Regions from separate parts of the Homo sapiens genome. Here region 2 is linked to region 1. The links are chromatin contacts, found by Hi-C or POLR2A ChIA-PET in ENCODE. All regions are on one chromosome and are shown on one strand. Each heading gives the region's core, a stretch centred on a gene start or an enhancer-like site at or near the end of the contact. The rest is flanking DNA. Distances are from core to core; before and after follow the strand shown.

Evidence for each region. A loop is a pair of places that touch in the nucleus more often than their neighbours do. ChIA-PET counts read pairs that join two places held with the same protein, here RNA polymerase II (POLR2A). Pooled maps may share reads with other maps.
Region 2: a loop to region 1 is called in a pooled map of heart left ventricle, with 2.3 times the contacts of the local background. The contact joins two enhancer-like sites. A Hi-C loop is called at or near these places in 1 of 168 maps with a recorded cell type or tissue (PC-9) and 2 of 50 pooled maps. POLR2A ChIA-PET finds 5 or more read pairs at or near these places in 2 of 52 experiments (MCF 10A and activated T-cell).

What each region holds. Positions count from the first base shown.
Region 1 is chr1:42,169,737-42,174,610 of GRCh38, forward strand. No RefSeq gene overlaps it. Among named protein-coding and RNA genes, the nearest start is that of GUCA2A, 7.4 kb to the left of the region's middle. RefSeq lists enhancers at 2,682-2,976, 3,371-3,998 and a silencer at 3,327-3,544. Within about 2 kb of position 3,040, at least 20 of the 41 ENCODE cell types and tissues checked have a DNase peak (open chromatin) inside an H3K27ac peak, as active enhancers do.
Region 2 is chr1:41,652,855-41,657,615 of GRCh38, forward strand. The region is part of intron 2 of HIVEP3 (HIVEP zinc finger 3); the gene reads right to left. Among named protein-coding and RNA genes, the nearest start is that of EDN2, 170 kb to the left of the region's middle. Within about 2 kb of position 3,402, at least 2 of the 41 ENCODE cell types and tissues checked have a DNase peak (open chromatin) inside an H3K27ac peak, as active enhancers do.

The DNA of each region.
Region 1 (4,874 bases), core at 1,790-4,289:
TAATGTTTGCAATGATCATCACATTAATGACAGCAGCTAATATTTGTCAAGACTCACCCTGTGCCAGGCTCTGGCCAAGTGCTTTACAAGTGTGGAAGCCAGTCTTGCTCCCTAAAGCCCCGCCACCCCTCACCCACTTCCAGAAGCTGCAGAGGTTCTGCCCTGCTGTTGGGGCAGCCCTCCAGTCTCTGTGAAGATGCTGATGTTTGATTCTTGTGTCTAGGTGATCTTATCATGGCTCCTGTGTGCACATTAAAATTGGGACCATTAAGCCTCAGTCCCCCCATTCCCACAGGCCCAGAGGCCTAATCGGACCTCAGCAGGAAGGCCTGGAACAGAGCCCAGGTGGGAACCTGAAGACTCCAATACAGATCTGTGTAACCTTGAAAGGGGTGTGGTCCACAATACACAGCCTCTCCAACCTGCTTGTAAATGTGTCTTGGAGGGTGTAACAATCTCTGGTTCCTATAAGAATCCAGAACTGCCTGAGGCAGACATTACAATATATGTGAACCTCCTGACAGCACTGGAAACACCTAAGAAATAACTACATAACCCTATTTTATACATGGGTAAACTGAAGCTCAGAGAGGTTAAGAAAGTATAATTTTCCCAAAGGTGCATACAGGGATGCTGTGTACAGTTGTATTGGTTGTGCACTGCACAAGGGTACCCGACCAACAGAGAGCATAAGTGTGGACACAAGCATGCGACTACCTCAGCCTAGAGGAAAGCACAATACTTCAGACTCATTGCCAGGTGGACTGGGTGGCAACTGTGGTCACGTAGCTAGAAATCCCAGAACAGAATCCATTTCTTTCAACTGCCAAAGAAAAGCCTAAAGTTCTATTGAGTCCATCCCATTCCTCTGCACTGTCTTCCTGGTCCCAAACACCCATTTTTGCCCCCTTCTAGGGAAAAGGAAAAAGAAAGGAGTCGCCACTGAGTCAGACCCTGTGAGGTAGGTCAATGATGTCCATCTTAGAGGATGAAACTGAGGCTCTCAGAAAGAGTGCTCAATGTCACACAGAAAGTGGATGGCTGAGTTGGAATTGGAAGCCTTTTGGCTGAAGCCCAAGTCCAGGCTAGGGTGGAGGGATCTCTCCCCCACCCCCAGGCCCTGGGTGGCCCGGCTCTTTCCCTTGATGCTCCAGGGGGCAGCTGGGGAGTGGGCAGGGGGCGTGCCTGGCTGTTTGCTCAGCGATGTCATCTCAGGGCCCTGTGGCCTCACCAGGAAGAGGCGGTGAAGAAACTCCGTTCACCATCTGCTCCCCCTCAGTGGGACAGCAGCTGCAGCCTTCTCCCGCATCCCCCAGCCTGCTTTGGGCATTGGCCACCAAGACAACCTCCCACACCCAAAGGCTGACAGGGAAGGAGAGCACAGCTGGAGCTCCCTCCACCTGCCCCCATAGAAGACGCTCGCAGAGCCCACAGGCTACAGGGAGGGTAGGGCATGGGTACAGACTCCCTGGGATGAGGGAGGAACAAGCCGAGGCTACCAGTCCTCCTGGCACCAGATCAGAGAATGCTTTACCTGACAAGGTGGCATTTGCAACAGGTCTTGATCAATGGGAAGATTTGGACCCATCGAGGGGAGAGCCGCGAGGCAAAGGCCTGGCAGCAGGAAGCATAAATGGCAAAGCGGGGGCGGCTGAGGTGAAAGCAGAGGGTGTCTCAAGGACTCATGGGCCAGCAGCCCAGAGAAGGCGGCTTCACACACTGGGCTGAGGAGTTTTGCCCTTCACCTGGTGACAGCAGGGAGCTACAAGAGTTTTCAGAGTAGGGGAGGCCTTGGTAAGAGTCATGATTCAGAAGGAGTGCCCTGGCACTTGGCGTTAAAAGTGGACTGTCTAGCGATGGCTGCTGCATGGGTCCAGGAGAGGTCTGTGTTCCACCCCTGGCAGTGCCCCAGAAGGGCAGGGGGTGGATTGGAAGCATAGAATGGCAGGAAAAGCAACTGGTCTTGGCAACTTGGCAACAGATGGAGAGGAGAGGGAGGGAGACAGAGAAGGGAAGACCGCCCCTGGGAACCTAATATGTGCCAGGGCAGCTTTTGCCATCTGACTCCTCACTGATGGTCTCAATAACACGTTGAGGTGAAGTATTGCATCCCCATTTTACAGATGAGCAAACTGAGGCTCAGAGAGGGCAATGTCTTACCCAAACAGAATTCTAGCTTCTTCTGACTCCAAACTCTGAATTCTTCCCATTGCCTCAAGTATTTTGCTAGCCTATGGGACCTGCAGGGAACATGCAGGCTAAGCTGCTGTTCTTGGAGCAACTTCTGGTGTAAAAGCTTTAGGGCAGCAGGCGGGGGGATGCCTGGGGGCAGGAGCCGGTATAGATCAGGGATCTAGCTCAAAGGGATAACGGAGGGAGGAGTCCTCAAAGCCACAAGGACAAGCCAGGGATGTGATAAGAAAATGTGTATCAGACCCACAGGTCTAACCCTGACAGTGCCTGTGAACCCAGCTACAATCCAGGCAAGCGTCTCCCTCCTCCTGCAAATTCCCCTATCCTAGTGGGAGGAGGGAGTGGCTATCAAGTCATCAAATTTGAGGAGCAATCTTCCTGTCTCCTGTCTCCTTTATGGGCACACACAGATACACAAAGTCCCAGTCACTATCACACAGGCTACAACGTATCACATGCTCAGCCACAGACTCACACGCTCACACAAGCACACGAGCACACGCACACAAGGCCTTGCTCACATATGGTCACACACACACACACACACACACACACAGTCACACGGAAACAGAGGGCTGTTCCAGGAAGGCCTGTCACTCAGGCATGGGAAGGTTGGGAAGTGTCCTTGGACATATTTATTGCCATTGTCTGGGACAGGAAGTTGCCTCTCTGACCTTTGGGGGATGCGGGGTGAGAGTGGTGCCATCCGTCTACCATGAGGCCAGCTCAGGCCTGCCTCTGGGGTAGGGTGACCAGAGGGTGGTCAGGGCAGCTGGGAAGTGCTATGGAAGAGACAGCACGCCCTCCAGAAGAGCAGGCACGCCTGGGGCAGATGTGGGTTCCTGTCCTCTTGCCAGCCTCGCTCGCTGGCTTTGACCTTGGGCAAATCACTTCACCTCTCTGAGTTGGCAATGTCCAGCCATAAAAGATAATGACACCAACCTCACAAGGCATCTGGGCATGCTCACTCAGATAATCGCTGTCCAGTGCCAGGCAGGGACCTGGCAAATGTGGCAATAACCATCGTTGTTTGTGACAGCCGCAGGAGTTGGTGTACAAGTGGAGACAAGGCCTGCTCCGGCTCAGAGGCAGGGCTGGTGGGGGTGGCAAGGGTAGCTGCCCAGTGGGCAAGGCGCATGGCTGGCTGGACCACAGCCCTCTGTATGCTTGCAGAAACCATGCCAGCCCCCAGCATTAGCTGGCCCCAGAAGAGGAAGGAGCAGAGCCTGAGGAGCCTCAGAGTGTGGGGCTGACACTGGGCACCTTCTCCCACCTGAGTCCTGGAGCAGGGGAGCCATAGGCACCAGGAGGCTGGGACGGGGCAGCAGACTTCAGAGGCAGCTCTAGAGTGGGCCCCAGCAGTATGTGGCCGAGAACTAGACAGGCTCCTTGGCTTCCTCCAGCAAGCTCTGACACAGGAGAGGAGGAGCACAGATTCTAAAGGCTGGCTAGTGGAATCCCTACCTTTCTTTAGGAGCACCAAAATCTGGGGGCTGCAGAGAAAGGGAGCACAGCCCTAAGTAAGGGTAAAGGAAACCCTCCAAAAGAGGAAAGGTGCACAGCCGGCAGCCCCGCCCCCTAGTGGCCACAGGCACTCACTACAGCCTAATTGCAAAGTAGCTTTGGCTTTGTTCTAAGGCCCTCATTCTCCGCCTGGTCGCTCCGGGAACAGGGCCTGAAACAGCACAATGTGGTGGTGAATGGCGCAGACATTGGAGCTGAATGGCCTAGGTTCAAAACCCCAGCTTTACTGTTGCTATTATTACCTGTGCCACTTACAAGCTGGATGACCTTGGGCAAGGGACTTCATTTCTGTGGCTCTGCAAGATGAAGTTGATAATAAGAGTATCTACTACACACAGTTACTTCAAAGAGTAAGTATGATAATCCACATCAGGTGCTTAGGATAAGTAATATTAAGTAACAGGAACTTTTAATAAAGAGTAGCTGTCCAATTCTGTACTTCTGAGGTCAGCATCGCTTAGGGGTACTGCAGGAGAGCTGGGGGTTGAAGCCCTGACCTAGGGTTGAATTCTGGTTCTGACGCAGTCAGCTACCAAGTCTCTGCTCTGTACATGTTGACTAGTCACATATATTAAGGGAAGAGTCCAAGGAGGTAAGCTCAAAAATCACTCTTGAAAATCCTTTGGGAAGGCAGCACTTTTGTGGATAAACATGTCTCAATAAGCCCAACCCGGCCAGTTTTTCTAGTTCTTGGTTGAAGTCTGTCTTTGAGCATTGGAGGAAGCTGCTGGCTTGAACCCAAGACAATGCTGCACGAAACACATGTCTCTTTATCCACCGGAATTGACTCAGTAATGAGATGCTCACGCAGAAGGTACATGGAAGCAAATACCAGTTATAGACTCAGATTTGAATCTTCCATCTCACACTCAGGGGCACATGTCCATCACAGGTGGATACTCCACCATTACATTATTTAAAATTTCCATTCCTTCTCTCTTTGGCCAAGTATATACAACTGAATTTACATGCTTTGATTGAACGCATTCATGATACAACTCCATTGTGTCTCACCTCTCCAAAGCTGTTTCTTCTTCTGTAAAATGAGGGCAGTAACAGTACTACATCATCAGACTATTGTGCAATCAAATAAGACAGTATGTGTAGGAATTTTAAATCGCTGCCAGACAAATGACTTTCATTCCCTTCCCCCAAAT
Region 2 (4,761 bases), core at 2,152-4,651, 520 kb before region 1:
CAATGTCACATGTGGGTTTCTGGGTTACAAACCCACCATTGATTTGTCACATGAGCTTGGTTACCCTCGTCTCAATGAGCACACACAATACTTCTGCCTCCCATGAGCACCGCACGTAGGGAAGGGAAAAGGATCATTTGCATGCCATTTTTCTTCTGAGGATAAAAGAAATTAAGCTAACAAAGTGGGAAAAAATGTGAGAAACTGACATGCTGAAACTAACATGCAGAAATAAGTTTTAAGTCACTGTTTATTCACTTTAATTTTTTTAGCTTTGACCTCAGATAACCTTAGCATTTCCCCAAATGTTTTTCTGTGGAACTCTTCTCCAGCTATTCTGTATGTGTCTAAATGTGTGTGCGTGTGTGTGTGTGTGTATGTACATAACATATATATATAACATATATATATATTTGTTCTCTGATCAATTAATCTTAAAAAGCTGCACACAGTACCCACCTCTACACACACACTCACATTCACAACCCTCACACACACATACTATTTTGCAGATACCCAATGCACTTCTGCATATTAAAGACTGAGAACTCCTGCAGGATAAGGGTCTTTAAAGTTTCCCAAATGTACTTGGCCATTGGACTTTCATTTTCTCCCTGTAACACATCTTTACACCCCATGGCACTTGTGGTCTACAAACACACCATGGGAAAAGCTGGACTTCTTTATTTCATAAGATCAGAGCTTGCTTAAAATAAAGAGCCCAGATATCCTACCCTTTTAAAAAACAGATGGGTTCTAATCAACCCATGATGATGATGGTTTCCTGCCCACCTGGGCATCTGGTGCCTCTCCTAGATTTCAGGGCGACACCAAATGTTCGCATGCCAAGGCAAGAAACCGTTAGGAGGCCAGGTGTCCTGCACAGGCTAAGCTGTGTGGCTCAGCAGTTGAAGGGTGGGTCTGGATCAATCCCTTGCTCAGTGGCTTTCAGCCCAAGGGTCCCCAGAGACTCACCTAAGCCAACTCACTTGTTCTGTGAATGGAGAATGAGGCACTAAGCCTCAAAATCCCCTGGCCCCTGTTCTCTTTCATCCACTCCATGAGACACCTCTCCCTGGGCCTAAATATTTTCTACTGCAAAAAAAAAAAAAAAAAAAAAAAAAAAAACCAGATTACCTTTAAAGGCCTTTCCAGCCCTCTGACTCTTCTGACTCTGTTCTCCTTGCACCTACTCCTTCCCAGCTATCGTCACTGCAATTCATTATATAGATATATAGTCACTTGATATAGCTCTACAAGTAAAACTATGTTTCTGTCTGTTATAGCATCAAGTGAAATTGAGTTGGTGAACTTTCACTGAATACAAAGGGCATACTTGGCCTAGGTTAAAATGTAAGTTATACGGTATACATGAAATTCACGTGGGGGCAGTCCCTGGGGAAGGAATCTCCAATAGAAAATTCCTCTGCCAGTGTTGTTACAGGCACTGGTTTATAATTTTGCTCCTTCTCACACAGGCAACTCAGGATAGTTGCTTAGGATGACCAGTAACAGAGATTTAATTACTTAATGACTCTTTATGGCTTTCCTAAGCAACCCTTAGGAGGACAGCTAGTGGAAGTGTATATGGATTCATTCATTTATTTTTAAATAAAATGTTCATTTTTGGAATAGTTTTAGATTGACAGAAAAGTTGCAAAGATAGAACAGAGACCCCATATAGCTTCTACTCAGTTTCCTTCCATGTGAACATCTTACATAACAAGGTATATTTGTCAGAACTAAGACATTAACATTGGTACATTACTAGTAACTATTTCACCAGTTTTTCCACTAATGTCCTTTTTCTGTTCCAGAATCCATTCCAGTATACAACATGGTATTAAGTTGTCATGCCTCCTTCATCTGTGGATTTATTATTGTTTTCAAGAAATAGACACCATTCTCTACTGCACGCAGGGAGGTATGCTGGGTACTACAGTGGATCCCAGCTGCCCTGCAGGGAGAAACACAGTGTCCAGTGGAGAGCAAGTCTGGGTTTGAGTGTCCATTCTGCCCCTCATTTCTGACACAGTCCTGGGCTTGTCACCCCACATCTATAGTTCTCAGGTTCCTCAACTGCGGTCTGGAGATAATACCTTCTAGCTTGTGAGAGAGCTGAATGAGACAGTCTACATGGAAAGACATTTTGAAGGCTTAAAGCCCTGTCCCATGCAGCTATTATTATTATTAAAGTTGCTGTAACGATTATCATTAAGCATATTTGATACACTGTTTCCAAAGCAGGACAGCCCAGAGTCTGAGCTGTCTGACCGAGCCGACCCTTCCAGCTTCAAATGAGATGTTTCCATAGACCTCCACGTGCCCCATAGAGAAAGGAAATTTTCCTTAGTCTGTTCAGTTCTACACTTCCTTTATGGCTCCATTCATGGGTCACCATATCAGTGATACCTTCTCTGACCATCCTACAGCAAAGAGCCTCTGAGGCCGCGCGCGGTGGCTCATGCCCATAATCCCAGCACTTTGGGAGGCCGAGGTGGGCAGATTACTTGAGGTCAGAAGTTCAAGACCAGCCTGGCCAACATGGGGAAACCCTGTCTCTACTAAACGTACAAAAATTAGCCAGGTGTGGTGGCGGGCACCTGTAATCCCAGCTACTTGGGACGCTGAGGTGACAGAATTGCTTGAACCCAGGAGGCGAAGGTTGTAGTGAGAAGAGATTGTGCCATTGCACTCCAGCCTGAGTGACAGAGTGACACTCCATCTCAAAAAAAAAAAAAAAAAAAAAAAAAGAGAGGGAGAGAGAGAGAAAAGAGCCCCTGAATCCCTCCCCACGGCATTCTCTAACTTCCCACCCTGCTTCATGCTTCTCCATGGCACTGAACCCATCTGACACATTCCCTATTGCCGTGTTCCTTTGTTCACGATTGGCCTCCCTCCACTAGTTTATGAGCTCCCTGAGAGCCCCAGTTGTGGTCTGTTTTGGTCAGTGCTGTACCCCAGTGCCTAGAGCAGCCCTGACATATAGTGAGGGCTCAACAGATGTCTGCTAAATGAATGACTATATGCTTGGTTTTACTCTGTAATCTCTTGCTTCCACCCTGGTAACTTGAAAACAACTCTTTACACCCAAACATACTGTTGAATTCAAATCAGAGCAAAGCTATTTGGTAAGCAGGTGGCTCAGAGCCCTTTGGGTCTTCTTTAAGAAAAAAAATAGGGTAATGCCTTTCTTTTAATTTAATTCAATGTCATGAACGTTTCTTTGCCTGCCTCCTCTCCCATGAGTGGCTCTGCCAATTAGAAACCACAGTCTCTTCCTTGTCCAGAGCCTGTCTGCTGGCCTCCTCACATAATCAATTCCAACAGAGTCCAGGCTAGAAAAAGCTGGTAAAATCCCCACAGCCCCACACGCAGCCAGTTCACTTCCTTACTGTATTCACTCAGCACTTGCACATCAAAGGCCCATGGACTTCTCAGAGCAGGAAGAAACCCAGGGGATCCCTCAGGCCAGCCTGCAGCTGAGGACATTGTGGTTCAGACAGGGGAGGGAACTGGCAAATGACACACAGTAGTTAGTGGCAGTTCCAGGAACAGAACCCAGGACTCCCAGCTCCATACCCTGGCCCCAATTCCTTTGTGGGCTGGAACCATCTCCCCATGCCCGCCTTTCACCAAGGAACACGTACGTGCTTATTACCTGGAGCTCTAATCTGATTGTCTGCCCACCCCTGACCATTCCTGGGTATTTGAACTTGGGCACTGATGGGCTGAGATGACTCTCCAAAGCAGCAATGCACCAGGCAGCAGAGTTAAGAGCCAGACAGAAAGGAAACGGGGGTTGCATTTGTTCAGAGCCAGGTACTTTACATGCTCATCTCAACTAACACTCACAGTGCCCTGAAATGAAGGCATTATAACTACATTTTATAAATGAAGAAAATGAAACACAGAGAACTTAAAAATGCAGCAAATTACACAGTGAGAAAAGGGCAGGACCAGCATCAGAGTCAAGTTCCTCCTGGTAAGGAAGCCCTTGTTCTCCTGCCCGACCACTCCATCAGAGGCCCAAAGGCCTAGACAGCACTCCAGAGCCTGTTGGGCTGGGTCCCTAAAAACAACAAAATATTCCTCTGGGGAAGTAACCAGAATGATCCCATTCTAGAGATGAGGAAACTGAGATCTGGAGAGGAAATACAACTTGCACATGGCCACGTGGCTTGTGGGTGGTAGATTTGCTCAACTCTGAGCTTCTTGGGGATGCAGACTCTCTCCTAGTGCTTAGCCCAGAGCTGAGCCCCCAGAAGGACCAATCCACTGTTGAATAAATGAATAAATGACAGCGTAAGGTGAGAAGCACAACCTCCCGACACTCCCACAAGCCGGGTGTTTACACCCCAATTGACCCACACGGTGGCCTCAGGAGCAAGAGACCAGGCTGATGCAGGTGAGCACAAGCCTAAACTCACACTGATATCCAAAGCTCACATCCTCGTCTCTGAGCCCATCGATGTCAGAGGCATGGGAAGTGATGCTGGCCCTGGTCCCCATTCAGCCCTCAGCTCTCCATGGAGCAATGGTTATGCAATGAAGAGGTTTAGGAAGATGGCGGAGCTGGTAATTCTTTCACCCAAAGACTGATGTTTATGGCATGGAATGTACCTTCCTCCCAAAGGCTGGTGTTTGGGGCAAATTGGTCTATTTTGTTGCCCCCTTTGGGAGCAGCTGATTCATTCACAAATACTGCAGTTTTTATTATTCTCAGTAATTTTTCATCCTAACAACTGAAACTAGTTGTTG